2 separate regions of the Homo sapiens genome follow, and region 2 is linked to region 1. The links are chromatin loops, found by intact Hi-C in ENCODE. Cell type or tissue: endothelial cell of umbilical vein. All regions are shown on one strand. Links, peaks and the distances in the headings refer to the core of each region. The heading gives the core; the rest is flanking DNA.

The links. Peaks named below come from ENCODE experiments on the same cell type or tissue, not always from the same donor. Only the 100,000 strongest peaks of a DNase experiment are listed, where the experiment ranks them.
Region 2: it touches region 1 in a loop (2.6-fold over the local background); 1 of 110 quality-filtered maps calls a loop at or near these places.

The regions. Positions count from the first base shown.
Region 1 is chr3:172,852,939-172,861,686 of GRCh38, forward strand. No RefSeq gene overlaps it. Among named protein-coding and RNA genes, the nearest start is that of ECT2, 110 kb to the left of the region's middle. RefSeq lists enhancers at 928-1,436, 1,437-1,944, 8,321-8,748 and a silencer at 1,061-1,355. In endothelial cell of umbilical vein, for the core only: no CTCF peak of the experiment used is centred there; DNase peaks (open chromatin) are centred at 4,463 and 6,303; H3K27ac peaks cover 1,915 bases.
Region 2 is chr3:172,934,923-172,943,670 of GRCh38, forward strand. The region is part of intron 6 of SPATA16 (spermatogenesis associated 16); the gene reads right to left. Among named protein-coding and RNA genes, the nearest start is that of ECT2, 190 kb to the left of the region's middle. In endothelial cell of umbilical vein, for the core only: no CTCF peak of the experiment used is centred there; a DNase peak (open chromatin) is centred at 4,909; H3K27ac peaks cover 1,407 bases.

The DNA of each region.
Region 1 (8,748 bases), core at 162-8,161:
GAACAAGAGGTGAAGATTTAGGTATCTTTAGCCTGCCAGTGGCAATTAATGCCGTAGAGATAGTAGTGAACATCACTCAAAGAAAATGTGCAGGCTGAAGTGAGGAGTACCAATATTTAAGATACATGCAGATAAAGAAAAGTCCAAAAAAGAGATACAAATGGGATGACCAGAGAGGCAGAGGGATAATGAAGAGTGAAAACCTCAGAAACCAAGAATGAGAGGGTTTCCAGGAGAGGGGAGAAGTGTCAACAACCACAGGGATGTTTGTTAAGATGAGTATTGGGAAATAGGCAATGAATTGCACTTTTATTTTCTTAGTCTCATTCTTCCATCTCACAGAATGAATTTGAAATTAAGAGATCTTTGGGGACCTTGGCAGAACTGGGTTCGGTGGACTGGTGATAATGGAATGCAGGTGCTTTGGTTGAAGACTGAACATGAACTGAAAAAGGGGAGACACAGAATGAGTTTAGTCTACCATCTTGAGAAGGCTAGAAGGAAGTTATACACCGCCTCTCATCTGAGTGTAGTGTTACACTCGTGGCTATTTGAGAATGAGGAAAAATTCCCTTGCTAGCAACCACTATCCAATAAAAAGGCTGAATTTTAAAACGTCTTCTGTTAGCTCTCTATATGTAAAAGATGATTCTAAATTTTTTGAGAATTTTTTGAGCATGTACTTGTTCCTATGCTCTTTAAAAATGGTAAAATATTTCCACAGTTGCTGACCATCTAAGATGCATTTTCTATCACCAGTCTCATAAATATTCAGCTATTGTACCTTTCCCCAAACAGCCAGCGATTTATTCATTACATTGAATTGCAATCTCACCCTTCCTTTCCGCTCCTTTGTAAAGAGATAGGCAATATTTCGGCAGTTTTTGTAACGCTTCTGTCTTGAGGGAATGTAAATATAAGCATAATTGATTTTCTGAACTTGATTTTTTTTCTATGTTCCAGTGCTTTATGCATTATAGGTAGGATGACTGACAAATCAGCCCTGATTGGTAATTAGGATGCAGAATATATTAAAAGCATAGCACATATATCCAGTTTGCTCTCAGTGCAAACCCTGGAAATGTGAAGCTTCTCAACGCTCTAGTGCTTGTTGTCTAATTACCTGCTCTTTTGCTTTGACTCAGCCATTCAGGAACTACAGTAGCTTAGTCTGGCAGTTTAGGGGTGATTGCTAGCTAAATGCTGGAATTCACTTTGCCCAACTTTGACTCATCTTTCCTTCCTCTTCCCCCTCTGAAATGACATTCTTCCTCAAAAAGCATTTCTTCCCTTCACGTGTTGGCTGGATAATGAAGGCTTGTGTTCTCCCCCTTGTTTGAAGGCTAAATTCTCAAGGTAATTTTACTTCAAGGATTGGTGAAATAGGAATTCTGTCCCTTCCTTTTTCTAACTCCTGAAATAAATAGTTCTTTTTGTGTCAGTGTCAGTAATGGCAAGGCAAGATCCCTGGGGCTCCCATTCTTCCCTGCATCACCTCAGCAATCAGCCCATGGCCCTGAAAGGAGAGGCCATCTTTGCCTTTGTGTTGGAAATGAGAGTTCACTATTCACACCAGGAAATCTGTGGACACCTGGAAACTGAAAAGGAAAAATTGATTTTCTTTCACCTTCCCACGAATCTGAATGTCACTTCAGAAGCTCCCAAGATTTAATTGATCTGAGACAACTTCACAGCAACTCCACCCCCTGTTGAATGATTAAGAATATTAATAAGGTTGAGGGCGCTGGCAACACTGAGAGGTAGGTATCTGCTTCTCCTCGCAGGGCCTCGTTATGAAGCATTTGGATAGAACTTCATTCTTACAAGTGCTTTAACCGAATTTCTCTTTGTGTGTTTGAAGGTGGCTTGGAAGCATCATTGAAGACTGAACTATATAAAACTGCCAATATTTGTGTCTTTTTTGAACTGTAATGAAGGCAGTTTTATAAGATTCAGATTAATATTAGCTACTGCCAGAGAAATGGAAGTTTGAAGCTTGTATTGATGAAATGAATTCTGATTCCCCATCAAGAGTCTTTGTCCTTATAACTAATGAATTAGTAAAATAATTTATTTTTTCATTAACAGAACATTTGTTGTATATCTATTCTTCAGTGCTTAATTACCCAGTAGGCAGATCAGGCATGCATGTGGGGACCCATAAAATAAGGCATTGTGTTTTCTGTAATTTAGTTCAATATCATTCAGCATAGAAAGTATGACACATATGTGTGTGTTTAGTTAGTTTAACTTACCTCCAGGGGCACCTTGCTAATATTTGAAGAACCCTAATCAGAAATACACACTCTAGGGGAGATTAGTTAGCATTTGAAAGACTCTAATCAGGTAGCTACTCTAAATGTTTAACTCTCAGCAATCACAATTAGCACTAGAGGGTTTATTAACCAGCCTGAGGGATGCTAGTAATAATTTTAAATTAGTGAAATAAGTACTATTCAAGATAAGTATATTGGTTAGAAATAGGGCACAAGCACCACTGCCTTAGCATGAACAGAATACAAGAATCTAGGGTGCTTCTGACCCAGGTCTGTTTCCCATTAGAAGATTGTCTGAATTCTGCTACAAGGCTACAATCGCGTTTGCATTGAGTCTTTCATGAAAACGATTGAATTTGTTTTCAGAAAAAAAGCATTCTGACAGCAGTGCAGAGGATGCACTGGGGTGTTCAGGAGCTGGAGAGAGAGTGAAGATAGTGAGACCAGTTAGGAGGCTCTGATAGTAGCCCAATGAAGAAGCTCTGAACTAAAGTTGTGGCAGTGTGAGTGCATGGAGTAGAGAGGATAGATTGGAAAGGTTTACAAGAGAAAAAGAAATGGATTTGATGAATAACTGGACATGGAAGAAGGGTATGTCGGTGAAAAGAAAGACATAAAGACAGCTTCCAGGGTTCTGATTTTCACAGTTCCATTTACCAAAATAGAAAACCAAAGATAAAAAAGAAGTTCAGGGCCAGTGAAAAATCAGCTACTTTTGAATAAGTTAATGTGAGATGTCTGCAGGACACCAAGTGGAGTGATCCAACAGGTAGATATTTATACACACATGTACAGAAGTACATATCTGCTATCTGGGATTCAGGAAGGAGACCTGGGCTGGAAATAGATATCTAATGTGTTTAATAAACATGTATTAGTCATTTACTATACTCCAGACCAATATTAGTGGTGATCCTTGCCTTCATGATGATTTCAGTATTTGGCAGACACCAAGTAAGGGGGACATTTGAAGTCTTGAGAATGAGGTCACCCAGGGAAAATGTAGAGTTAAAAGTGCAGAAGCAGGATCCTTTGGACAATTAATATTTAAGATGCAAGAGAAAAAAGGATGAATGATATAAATGGTATATGAATTGAAAACAAGAAGGATTGGCCAAATAAATAGGAGGAAAATGAGAAGAGAATGGTACTAAGGAAGTCAAGAAATATAAAAGTTTCATCTTTTATATGAAAGATGAGGCCGGGCGCAGTGGCTCCCGCCCATAATCCCAGCACTTTGGGAAGCTGAAGCGGGTGAATCACAAGGTCAGGAGATCGAGACCAGCCTGGCCAATATGGTGAAACCCTGTCTCTACTAAAAATACCAAAAAAATTAGCTGGGCATGGTGGCACATGCCTGTAATCCCAGCTACTTGGGAGGCTGAGGCAGGAGAATTGCTTGAACCTGGGAGGAGGAGATTGCAGTGAGCCAAGATCGTGCCACTGCACTCCAGCCTGGGCAACAGAGCGAGACTCGGTCTCAAAAAGAAAGATGAGAGAATGGTGATTGGTATCAAATATTGCAGAGACCAACTAGAAAAAGGAATTAAAACATCCATTTAATATGACTCTTTGGAGGTGCATGAATGGGACCATTTTCTTGTAGTGAGTTGAAGGCAGAGGATAAAGGAGACACTAAGTAATAGAGTGGAAATGAATCTTTCAAAAGCTTGTCCCAGGAAGGAGAGCAAAAACTATTGGACAGGTGGTTTTGGAGAGACAGAGTTGGCCAGAGCTCTGCTTTCTGTTCTGTATGTTAGTGGGACAGAACTCTATGGAAGTGAGTGTCAAGGAAATGAAGCAGGGCAAAGTAGTCCAAAAATGAAATGCTAAAGTATTAAAGATACATTAAAATAAATTATTATTTCTAAATCTTGTTCATTTTAAATGAAACAAATGCCTTGGTAGCTATATATTTTCAAATGCAACTTGAGAAGTGTTGGCATCTTTAACACAGGCTTATCATGTAAGCATCAAGCAGACAGAAGGTGTCTTGTGAACATGCTGGCTGCAGTGGCGGGGAGAGGCGCCATGACCAGCGAGGCCCTTTTATCTCTACTAGAACTCTGACAGGCCACTTTATATGGGACATGGTTCCAGGAATGACATTCCATTACAAGTGAGTCAGCATTTCTGGGACTGTCACAGCTTTACTGGAAAGTACAACCTTATCTTCCTGAACAATTACTTTCAGGAAATATGATGGAAAAAAATTTCAAAGCTCTGACCTCTCCAAATTTGCTCTTTATTTTTTCAAATTTCCTGTAGAGTTGCTCATAGTTTAAGAATTGTTTTCATTAGAAAATACATGTGGAGTCTGTTGGCAATTAAAGGCAGCCAAATCCTGCCCCAAAAGCAAAGGTGAGACATTGCCTAGGCTAGAGCCAAAAACATAGCTTTTGAGGACAGATTGGCTTGGGCATAAGTTCCAACCCTGTAATTCATTAGCTGTGTGACCTTGGAGATGAATTACTTAGCCTTTCTGAGACTCAATTTCTACAGCCGTATAATCAGAGAAAATAAAAACAACAGATATGTTGTGAAATAATATACATGAAATGTTTTGGAAGAAGTAGTTTGTTCAATAGCCAATAGTTTCTTTTTTTTTTTTTTTTTTTTTGTATATTGATTAGCTTGACTTGATTGGTTAAATTTGAGTAACATTTGTTCAGCACCCATGATGAGCAAAGTACTCTGTCCACATACACTGCAAAAAGGTAAGAAATAGCCAGTATAAATGACGGTAAGTAAGTTCTTCATTTACACCAATAGCTCAAGAAAGAATGGAGTGAAACTGATGCAGGAGGGATTTAAAGTGAAGCAGAATACAATTTCAAACCACAGTGAAATGCCATCAGGCCACTATAAAAAGAGTCAGTAAGAAATCTCTAGTGGAGATTTAAAAGAAAAGGATAGTAATTGTTATTTTGAAATGATTTAAGCATCATCACCATGGTTTCATGTTATCTTTATTATTTTATATTCTCAGAGAGGCTTGGACCATTTCCATGTATTGAAGCACCCAGTGTATATACAAATGGAGAAATGTCAAAATAGGATTAAAAACTGTGCTGTATTAAAAAATATGTGTGTGTTTGTATATGTATATATATGATCAATTATTTCTTTTAACACCAAAATACAGTGTACTATAAATAAACTTTTCACAAGATAGTAACAAGATTGATTTTAAAAACCCTATTTCAAAGTGTACTATAGGCACTATGAAGAACATGTTGTTTCAGTCTAGTCACTGTGTCTTTGGGAAGACTTTACAAACCTATGTTTGATGGGACTACACTGGCCCTTTGTGTATGTGAGGTCTGAGCCACAGTGGGGTGGCCACAGACTCGTGGTGATGGACTCCGACCAGTACCTCTGAAAGCACAACCCTTGGCATAACGTAGATGCTCAAGAAAACTTTGTTGAATTAATCAGTGAATTCCTATGTCCTGATTACCACTTACGAAGTGTGCTGAAGATCTTTAAAACTGGTGTGCTGCTAGGTTTGGGTAACAGTTTAAGATTCCATTGTTACAAAGGGAAAGAACACATTGCCTTTGTGGGGCTTCTGCATTCTTTACATGGGTGACTGCCTTAGAGAGGGCTCGGTGCAGAGAAGAAGAGGGGAAGTGGAACATGATGAGGGACATGGACCAAGGAGCTCTCTCAGGCTCAGTTTGCTCGGGTTGTTACTGTTCAGAGTGCTTGAGGATTTTGGGGTTTTTATAATGCATAAATGACACAGCATCAACCCTGTAATATATTAATAGGAGAAGTTAATTCTATCAGCAGCAGCATTAGAGCATTTCTAATTTCCCTAGAAATTAAGAGAAATCATCTGTTTTTAAACAAAGGCTTTTTTTTCTAATCTATAATGCCTGTTTTAAATAATAATTCAAAAGTGTGCTAACACCAGAGATATGACCGCCATCTTTAGAGTTTGTGTATCTAGAGTAGATTATGTCAACTAACCTCATGCAAGATGCTTCCTGTCATTGCCAGACCACCTTCTCATCTAACTGTGACTCACTACTGACAGAGAAAGCAGGGTAAAGGATTTAAATCCTCCTCAAGTTGATGCAGCTTAGCAGGCTCAGCTTTGAAGCCCTCTGAGTCCGGAGGGCCTGGTTTTCCCATTCTACATGGAATAATGCTTCTGTTCATTCCCCCAAAGTAGGTAATTAATTCTTGGTAGTGTGGTGGAGAGAAGGTGAAGGCAAGTTGCTTTAGTTTTGAGTCTTTCAAAGACTCTGGTCTCCTTTACCCATGGGATCTTTAAGTATTCTGGTGCACAAGAGGTAGAAATAGTAGTAATGATAATAATAGTAATAATAATAATAATAAACTCATTATAGTCTTGTATTTAGGAATGACTCATCTACAAAAACCTGTGGATTTTTAAAAGTATGACTTATCTACACATCCTCCCTAAAAGTGAAAGAAAGATTCACTTCACTGAGGAAATTCAATTTAATGTACATACATTGAATGTTCAGTGTGTGCTTGATTCTATGTTAGGCATTTTGTCTGGAAGAATATAAAGATGATTCTAGATTATGGTCTTTTTAAGCTCAAAATCTAACCATGGAGGCCGGCAGCACCTAAGTAAAGGAAGCCTTGCATGTCTCAGTGCCAAAGCCCTGGCCCCATCATCTTGCTGACACTTCCCGTCTCCTTTCTCTCCTCCCTTCCCTCACTCACTTCAACTACCATTGACTGGGTGCCTGTTTTGTGTTAGGCCAGAGGCTAAGTGCTAGGGGTATGGACATGAATAAAATTCTGGAAATGTTCTCCAGAAGTGCACAATCTCACAGTGTCTTTCTCAAAAGCACCTAGGCCTCTTGCAAGCACCTGCGCATACTTCAAGGTAGTAAGAGGCCCAGATGCTTTGAGAAAGACACTAGGTGTGCATGTGTGTGGCCTGGAGCGCAGACACATCGGCCTCCACTCTTCCTCTGACTCTCTTCCCAGACACTTTCAGTGAGAAGAAAGTGGAGAGTAGGGCTCAGAAGAGATCTTCCCAAAATTCTTGATATGTCAAAAACCTTAACTTCCCTTTCTTTTGCTTAATAATGTTATGGGCTGGACTGTTCCCCACTGACCCATCCCCCTCAATTCATATGTTAAAGTCCTAGCCCTCAGTACCTCAGAATGTGGCTGCATTTGGAGCTAGGGTCTTTAAAGAGATAATTAAATGAGATCATATGGGTGGGCCTTAATCCAATATGACTTGGTCCTTTTAAGAACAGGAAGAGAGGCCGGGTGCGGTGGCTCACACCTGTAATCCCAGCACTTTGGGAGGCCAAGGCAGGCGGATCACCTGAGGTCAGGAGTTCAAGACCAGCCTGGCCAACATGGCGAAACCCCATCTCTACTAAAAAATACAAAAATTAGCCAGGGGTGGTGGCAGGTGCCTGTAATACCAGCTACTGAGGCAGGGAGATTGCTTGAACCCACGAGGCAGAGGTTGCAGTGAGCCGAGATCGCACCACTGGACTCCAGCCTGGGTAAGAGAGCGAGACTCCATCTAAAAAAAAAGAAAGAAGAGGAAGAGACACCAGGAGCACACGTAGGGAAGACCATGTGAGAACACAGGGAGAAGGCAGCCATCTACAAGCCAAGGAGAGAGGTCTCAGCAGAAACCAACCCTGCTGACACCTTGATCTCAGACTTTCAGCCTCCAAAGTTGAGAGAAAATAAATTTCAGTTGTTTGAGCCACCCAGCCATGATGCTTTGTTATGGCAGCCCTGGCTAACTAAGATAACTCATTCATGCACTACCCTGCACAAGTGAGAGTAGCTAGACTTTTCTACTTCATCTTTTTGAGGAAGCTCCGAGGTTTGAAAAGCTAAGGTAGCTAAAGACTAAAGATGTTTAGTTTTCCAAAAGTTGGGAAATGTGGGATCATCTTGAGCAGTTTGGTTGCTGAGGGACTTACAAGAGGATGAATGCCAGGAATCAGGCACCTTAAAGTCAGCACAGCTGATGAAAGATTATTTAGAGATTTGTGGAATGTAAGAATCTAAGTATATCAATTATGGGTGGGTGAAAGATGTTTATATTTACTTGAACAACATAGTAGGGACATACAACTATCTACTAAATCAAGTTTAAATTCTGTAACCTAGATTTTGAGATCCTTTGTTGTTGATCTTTGATGGCATTCTAATTTGATTTCTTACTACTCCCCAGTTGACCTTCTATGCTTTGGCTGAATGAACTGCCCCCTGAATGTATTTTCTCACCTCAGTGTGTTTGTTCATGCCAGAGGGAAGTCTCTTTGAGGATGCCTTTCTCCACCCGAATCCCTATCTTCCTATTTATTCAAATCCAATCTATCCTTTATGCCCCATACCTCTGCTTTCATGAAATACTAATCTTTCCCAGCATGGAGCCACCTCCCTTTCTTTTGAAAGTCCATTGCACCTAATTTGAATCTCTTTCAAGCTTGCATGACAATTTTCTTTT
Region 2 (8,748 bases), core at 395-8,394, 82 kb after region 1:
CCTCAGAAACAAAATAACTGTTTTTGACCACTATTATTATTATCTACGGCTTTGGAACTTTAGGACAAAGTAATAAGACCTGAAATAAAAATGAGAGATATAAACATTGGAAGTAAAGAGACCACCGTATTATTACTTAATAATAGATGGTTGTAGAAAATCCAAGAGGATAAACTGAAAATCAGTTAGTATAGACAAGAGTTCACTAAGGTATCAAAAAAGAAAATATATAAAACTCAATACAAACGTGTAAGATTTAAAGCTTGACATGGTGGTACGTGTCAATAGTCCTACCTACTTAGAAGGTTGAGGTGTGAGGATTGCTTGAGGCCAGGAGTTCAATGATGTAATGTGCTGTGAGCACACCTGCGAATAGCCACTCAAAAATAGCCATTGTTTGAGACCCCATCTCAAACAAACACACAAACAACAAACCATGTAAGATTAAAAAACCCAAAATATGTAGATATGATAAAATATGCAGTATATTGTAAACAATGGTTTGATCCATAATAGAAAAAACATAAAATATTAGAAATAAGCTTAGTAAGATATATAATTTTGATAAATAATTTGATTACCTAATTTACTTGACAAATATTTTTAGGCTCTTCTTGCAAGAATTTACAAATATAAGTCAGACGTTAGAAGGAAAAGGTAAGATAATAGAGGGCATGGTGTTGTTTACTATTTGGTGCCTGTAGTACATAAGTACACAGTCAATTATAATACAGCATGGTACATTATTAAATTAAGGTGAAATCGGGGTATCAGTAAAATGATAGAGATAAAAATTTGAATGATTGACAAAGGGAGAATAAACTTGTTTGACTTGTTTGGGGCCTAGACTAGAATTTTTTTTTCCTCTGGGAATTTTCACTATAGGCATGTGGGTTAAGGTTTGAGTTTATGCTACCTGGGTAGTTTAGGAACTCTCATGTCTAGGAATAAACTGCTCTGATTGGTAACATTCTATGGTATGGAAAAAGAAAAAGAAAATCCTCTGGGGAAGGATGCAAAATAACCCTAGACTGCACAGGATTCTCACAGATCAAGCCCCACTGAATAATGGCTTACATCTTACACATAAGAGTGGAAAAACACACAAAGATACAATTTTCAATGAGTGAGAGGTGGTGTGGTATCATAGAAAGATATTTGGTCTTTCTTCCTAGTTTCTGGCACAAAGCTCCTAAGACCTTTAGAATTACCTGAATTTGATAAGGATGATAGGAGTGTCTTTTGTTCTAATGAGGCAACATTTGGAAGGCCTATAATAGCTTCAGGATGGGGCTGGTCACTAGAAAAACCAACCAACCTCCAGGGAGGAAATAGGGAGTAAAGACTGAGTTAATCACTAATAGTCAATTATTTAATCAATCATGCCTACATAATGAAATCTCAATAAAAGCTTCTCAACAGCAGGGCTTGGAGAACTTCTGGGTTGGTGAACACATTGAAGTTATAGGAGGGTGATATTCTCAGAAAAGATATGAAAGCTCTGTGTACCCTCCCTCTTCTGTCATGCATTTCTCTATACATGCTTCTCTTTCATTTGGCTGTTTCTAAGTTGTATCCTTTACTTGCTGTTACTGCATTCACTGTTTTTGTTGCTCTTATGGTATTTTGTTGCTATTATGTTGCTAAATGGTAAGTCCCGAGTTTTGTGAGTTGGTCTAGCAAATTATCAAATCTGAGAAGGGGATTATGGGAACTCTTGATTTATAGTTGCTTGGTCAGAAGTATAGGAGGCCTGGGACTTTATTTATTTATTTACTTATTTTTTATTTATTTATTTTTTTTGAGACAGAGCCTTGCTCTGTCGACCAGACTGGCATGCAATGGCGTGATCTCGGCTTACTGCAACCTCTGCCTTCTGGGTTCAAGCCATTCTCCTGCCTCAGCCTCCCAGGTAGCTGGGACTACAGGCATGGGCCACTATGGCCAGCTAATTTTTTTTGTATTTTTAGTAGAGATAGGGTTTCACCATACTGGCCAGGCTGGACTCAAACTCCTGACCTCAAGTGATCCACCTGCTTCAGCCTCCCAAAGTGCTGGGATTATTATAACTGGTATCTAAAGTGGAGGGCAGTGCTATGGGACTGAGCCTTTAACCTACAGGGTTTCCAGGTAGTTAGTGTCAGAATTGAATTGCAATATCGAACACCTAGTTAGTGTCAGAAAGCTAGAGAAATAGTGATGTGGAAAACCCTACACATTTGACATCAGAATATTGTGAGAAAAAAAAATCACTTCAGAACTGGTATCAGAGGTGGGATTTGCTAGAATGGCCCTGACTCACAGAAGCATGTGGTTTGGGGAGAGAAAGGATGAAATGGTGAGGGAGGAGGAACCTTTGATTGGTTATTCATGGTATGGAGCAGCAGCTGTGCTTCAGTTAGTTATTAAATGTAAAAGTTACCAATGGAATTTAGCGGTGAATCTGATTCCCAGCCTTTTGGTTTGCTGAATACATAGGGTAATACAAACTAATAGAAAAAAATAAAATATACAATCCCTTGGCTATTATTATCTGTAAGAGCTAAAATGAAATTAAAAATGACTTCCAGGTTAAACTTCAATGCTGAACCAAGCACAGATTTCAGTTGAGCTGAACTTCAGTCACTAGCACCCAAAGTCTCTCAAGGGAGGAAATTATGCAGGAACAACTGAGAGTACCTTTAAGATCTCTGATTACTAAGAAGGTGGTCCACATTGAGGGGTGGGCAAAACCGAGAAACTACTAAAACTAGGGGGTAGAGTGTAAATATATATACCCAGGGGGTATATTTTATTTTGTAGATCAGTGTCATCAGCTTCCTTTACTAAAATGCATTGTAAGAATGACTAACTTAAAAAAAAGTAACTGTTTTTCAATTTTGTAGAGTAGGAAGGCATGTTTGGGTGGATATAGGATCCACTGCTCACTATGGAACCATTGCAGACGGGTATACATCATCCAGACAGACAGCAAGTTATTCCTGAAAGAACAGCCAGCCTGGTGAACTAAATAAAAGTGACTATAAGATCTGTTTATCCTGAGAAGGGGGGTAAACAGATCCCCCTATAAATGACAAGTGGGAAATCTCAGATGAAGCAGCTGATATGTTTCATATGCAAGCCACGTAAGATTGGCTTCATAATAAGCAGGATATTTATCCACTAAATATGCCCATTACCCAGGTTATGGTAAATTGGTGCCCCATGTAACTTAACTGTTGCAAAATGGAGCAACAGTTCTTATGAAATTTGCTTTCTCAGCTTCCCTTCATGGGTCTTACAGATGCTATAAAAACATTAGATTATTTAACAAGAGAATGAGGAGAGGTAAAAGGGAGAGGCGAAGGACTTGTCCCCGTGATTTGGAAATTGTTAAGTGGTTATTAAGAAATGGGGTGAATACAGCAAACATTGATAGGAGCAAACAATAGGGAAGAAGGAGAGAGTCAAAGGACTCACCTCTGCAGGTGGAAAGCTTTAGATGGTTATTAAGAAATGGGATAAATAGATGGACATTGACGAGGATGAAACAAAAGTCTTAATACAGCACTATACAAGGTTGGGTGGACCAAAGGGATCCTCTGCCAGTCCCTCAATAATAAAGCGCCTCTAACAAGTTCTATTTACCCCAATGTTAAGACAGAGCAGAGACCCCCTCTTTGGAGTCTGCGGGCCTCCTTAAGTGTGAAAATGAGAAAAATATCTTGAGTTTCTTCAAAAAAAGTTTCAGGCACCTAGGTAGCCCTGAAAAGTAAAGTAAATAAATAACTTGATAAGCAAAAATATAGTAATAGCTTAAAACAATAGCCAAAAAAGTTAGAATCACAGAAAGTTTGGTTCTCCTATAAAACCTAAAAATAACATCTTAATATACGTCTCTGAGTTGTTTTTCAGAGATCCAGACCCCCCCACCCCCCCGCAACAAATGGATCCCCTGGCATATAAACCTCAGATAAAGGAGAACTGAGGACTGAACTCTAACCATGATTCTTGGTTCTAAATGTCTTCCTGAGGGGTCTGGAGGAAGTCACACCCACATGCCAGAGCTAACATTCTTTTCTGCTGACCTCAAATTTTAAAAGAAAGCTTCTATTTGTTAACCAATTAGAAATTAAAAAGTCTTTAAATCTACTTATGACCCGGGAGCCCCCGCTTCAAGATATCCTGCCCTTTTAGGCCAAAACCAATGTATACTCTCCATGCATTATGATTTTGCTTATAACTTCTGCCTTCCTAAAATTTACCCTTGCCTTTAAAAACTGTTGCCTGCAATACGTCGGGGAGTTTGGAACTTACGCGTTAGCTGCCTGATCCTTCTTGCTTGGTGCCCTGCAAATAAAGCCTTTCTTTCTCCTACTATAAACCTTGATGTAAATATCTGGTCATAATGTACCAAGCAAGTGAACCCCAGTTTGGTTCATAAAAGTGTGGGGATTTTAAAAAGCTGGAAGGCAAATATTACAATGAGAAACCTGGTCTGTAGTCATTTGGGGCAATAGACAGGCAGACTAATCAAAATAATTATTGACAAAAGGGCCAGAGTCTCTTAGCTTGACCCCTGGCTGCAAACCCAAAATCTTATGCAAATGAATAGGTAAAATGTGGTGAAGAAAAGGTTATGGAATTTTTTGACACGGAAGCATCATGCACTATGGTAGCAAAATTTGTTGGTGAAGCCCTAACACAGACTACGATTACACTGAAAGAATATAGAAATGCAAGGGCTAAGAGTAATGTCCTTTTAAAATAATATTTGGTCTTTGTCCCCAGTTCCTGACACAGCTTCTAAAATGACTGAAATTTCCTGAGTGATAGGAGCATCTGTTGCTATTCATAACAAGCCCCTTTCAACCCTATCTGAGTATATGCTAATGAGGTGACTCTTGCTGGGCCCTTAGATAGCTTCAGGATGAGGGCAATTTGCCAAAGAAACCAACTATGTGATTAGAGGCTTGGAATGTTCAGCTTCATGCCTCCCCCACCTCTGGAGAGAGGAGAGATGCTGGAGACTGAGTTAATCACCAATGACCAATAATTTAAACAAGGATGCCTATATAATGAAAAATCCATAAAAACCCATAAAAGTTGGGGTTTGGAGACCTACCAGGTTGGTGAACACATCATGGTGCAGGGAGAATGGCATACCAAAGAGGGCCTGGAGGCTCCACATCTCTCACCCCTACTATCTTGCTCTGTGCATCTCTTCCATTTGGCTGTTCCTGAGTGATATCCCTTATAATACACCAGTACAAGCAAGCATTTTCCTGAGCTCAGCGAACAAATTACTGAACATGACGAGGGGGTTGTGAAAATTCCTGATTTGTAGCTGGTTGATCAGAAGTATTGCAACTGGTATCTAAAATGGGCACAGTTTTGTCATACTGAAGCCTTCAACTTGTGGAACCTGACACTAACTCTATGTGGATAGTTATCAGAATTGAATTGAATCTTTGGACATCCAGTTGGTTTTGGAGAATGGGAGAATTGATTGGTTTTTGAGAAAATATCCCAGAGATGGCAAAACAACAAATAGCAGAATTAGCTTTCCGAAATCTTGAGAAATAGCACTATTAGATACAAAATATAAAACGTGTGTAAAGTACTAAATATAATAAAAATCACAAGAATAAAACTAGGTTTTTAAAAGTTGCCTTGAAAAAGATTTTAAACACATGGACACATAGAAGGGAAAAACACACACTGGGGCCCCATAAGACAAGTTTACCTATATAACTTGAACATGTACCTCTGAACTTAAAATAAATGTTAAATTTAACAAAAGGGCTGGGTGCAGTGGCTTATGCCTGTAATCTTAGCACTTTGGGAGGCTGAGGCAGGCGGATTGTCTGAGCTCAGGACAGACCAGCCTGGGCAACATGGAGAAACCTTGTCTCTACTAGCATACAAAAAATTAGCTGGGCGTGGTGGCACGTGCCTGTAATCACAGCTACTCGGGAGGCTGAGGCAGGAGAATTGCTTGAACCCGGGAGGCGGAGGTTGCAGTGAGCCGAGATCATGCCACAGCACTCCAGCCTGGGTGACAGAGAGAGACTCCATCTCAAAAGATAAAAATAAAAATAAAATAAGCAAATTACATAAAAAAAAGATCTCAAGAGAACTTCTAGGAGTGGAAAAACAATTACTGGAATGAAAATCTTGAATCTATTAAGGAGTGATCTAGACAGAGCTAAAGGAAGGATGAGAATGCAGATCTGAGAAAATTTCAAAATGAAGCAGACAAAGACATGGAGAACATGGACAATTTAATAAGCAGCCTCAATGATCTGGAGGGTAGAATAAATAAAAGTAACAAATGTCCAGTTAAAATTCTTGAATGAGAGAATAGAAAGAATCAGGGACTAAAGTATTAAAAAGGAAACGGATTGCAGTTTTTCAGAATTTATGAAAGACTTGACCCCTTAGATTGTGAACACAGTGACCAAGCAGGTTAAGAAAAAAAAATTATTCCTGGACACATCTGTAGTTAAACTGTAGAACTTCAAATGAAGACATGATCTTAAAAGCATCAGAGATAAAAGAAGATTATCTACAAAGGAATGAGATCTGACTTCCCAACAGCAATGACACAAGTCAGAAGACAGTGAAATAATATCTTCAAGGCACCAATATTTTAGATTAGAAATTTATAACCTGTTGAACTGTTATCTAAGAACTAGGGTGAATTAGAGACATTTTAGACAATCAGAAATGAAGGGAGTATACTTCCAACAGACTCTCACTTTGGGAACTTCCAAAGGATGCACTTTAGAAAGAAGGAAATAAAATTCAGAAGAACTGAAATGCGAGAAAAAATTGGTAGACATGTGTATATAATAATTATAGATAAATGTTGATTATGTAAACACATTTATGACCATAATAATTAATTTAAGGATGGTGTCAGGGAAAATATCAGGTTAGAATAAAAATATATTATGTATAATATTAGGGGGTGATTTTCGTTAAAGTATTCTATGACCTTTATCTTGCTCAGTTGATAATCATGAAACTACGATTTTGTTAAGATGTCTATGTTTACAATAACATTTAATGTTATTGTAAATAAAGAAAAAATGAATAAAAGAAATCTTGAAGAATATGAGAGAAGGCAGGTTAGGAGGGGGGAAAAGCATGTGGACTAAAGCCTATAATATGGCAGAAATAACCAAACATAACACAGAAATCGACAAAGATCTATTTAGCACTTACTATTTGTCAGGCACTATTTAAGCCTATGGTGAACAGACAGAGATTTCCATGTCTCAGGGACTTATACTCTGGCAGAAAAACTCAATCAATCAACTCAGGAATTAAAATAAGCTTACTTATTCAGACAGAGATTGACTACATAAATAAGTAATTAAATAGATAAATAAGTCAGCTGTATGTCATTTTTAAGAGAATATTTTAACACGAGGGCATAAAATGTTGAAAGTAAAAGGATGTGAAAAAGAAATACTAGAAAAATACTAATCAGAATAAAACTAGTGAATTTATTAATATCAGACAAAATAGATTTTAATACAAAAAACGTTAACATTAAGGTGAAGAGTGTAATTACATAACAATAACATACAATTAATAATCTTAAAACAGGCACATTGATGCTGAAACAAAAAGTGAAAACTGACAAATTATAAGAATAATTGACAAACCTACCACTATTTTGGATTACTTTAACATCTTTTGTTTCCTATTTACTGATGTCGAGTAGACAAAAAATTGTAGCATCTAAAAGATATAAGTAATTTTCAAGCTTGATCCAGGTAATGAATACATTAAAAAACCCTGCATTCCAAAATTAAAAAATGACATTCTTCTTGAGCACAAATGGTATATTAATGACAGTTGACCATATATTAGGGCGTAAACCAACCTTAACAATTTCAGGAATTATTAAAATTTAGATTATGTTTTTGAACATGATGCAATTAGGTTAAAAATCAATAACAAAGGTAGCTAAACGTTTCTATACATTCAGACATTAAAAACTGTGTATTTAAGTAAGTCATGGCTCAAAGAAGATTTCATAATGAAAGTTAGAAAATATTTTGAGATGAAATACAATGAAAGTGTTTTTCAAAATTTTTAGGGCACAACAAAAATCATTCTTGGAGAGAAATTTATAGTCTTTACTAAAAACAAGGGAAGATGTTGAAAATTATTGACCCTAGAATTCAGTGAAGAAAATTAAGCAATCTGTTATAAGTTTCCAAAACAGGACATAAAAGAAATAATAAATATAAGAGCAGAAAGGAGTTAAACGTAAGAAAAAGGATGCAATAGAAAGGTTCGACAATGTCAAAACATCTGGCATAATATGAATAAACGACAACTTTTAAACCTGATAAAGAATACTTATCAAAGATCTACAGCAAACTTTATACTTAGTGGTGGAAATTTAAGTCTTTTTAAATGGAACAACATGTAAATGCCTGCTATCACTCCTTTATTCAACCTTGTGTTGCAATCCCAGCCATAACAGTAGTAGAATGAACAAACCAAAAAGAAAGAATGAATATCTATGTACTGGAACAGGGATGGATTTCTTAAATATGATACCAAACCACAAGCTGTTAGGCTGTGGTGGGCAAATCACTTGAGGTCAGGAGTTTGAGACCAGCCTGGCCAACATGGTGAAACCCCATCCCTACTAAAAATACAAAATGTAGCTGGGCATGGTGGCGCATGCCTGTAATCCCAGCTACTCGAGAGGCTGAGGTACGAGAATTGCTTGAACCTGGGAGG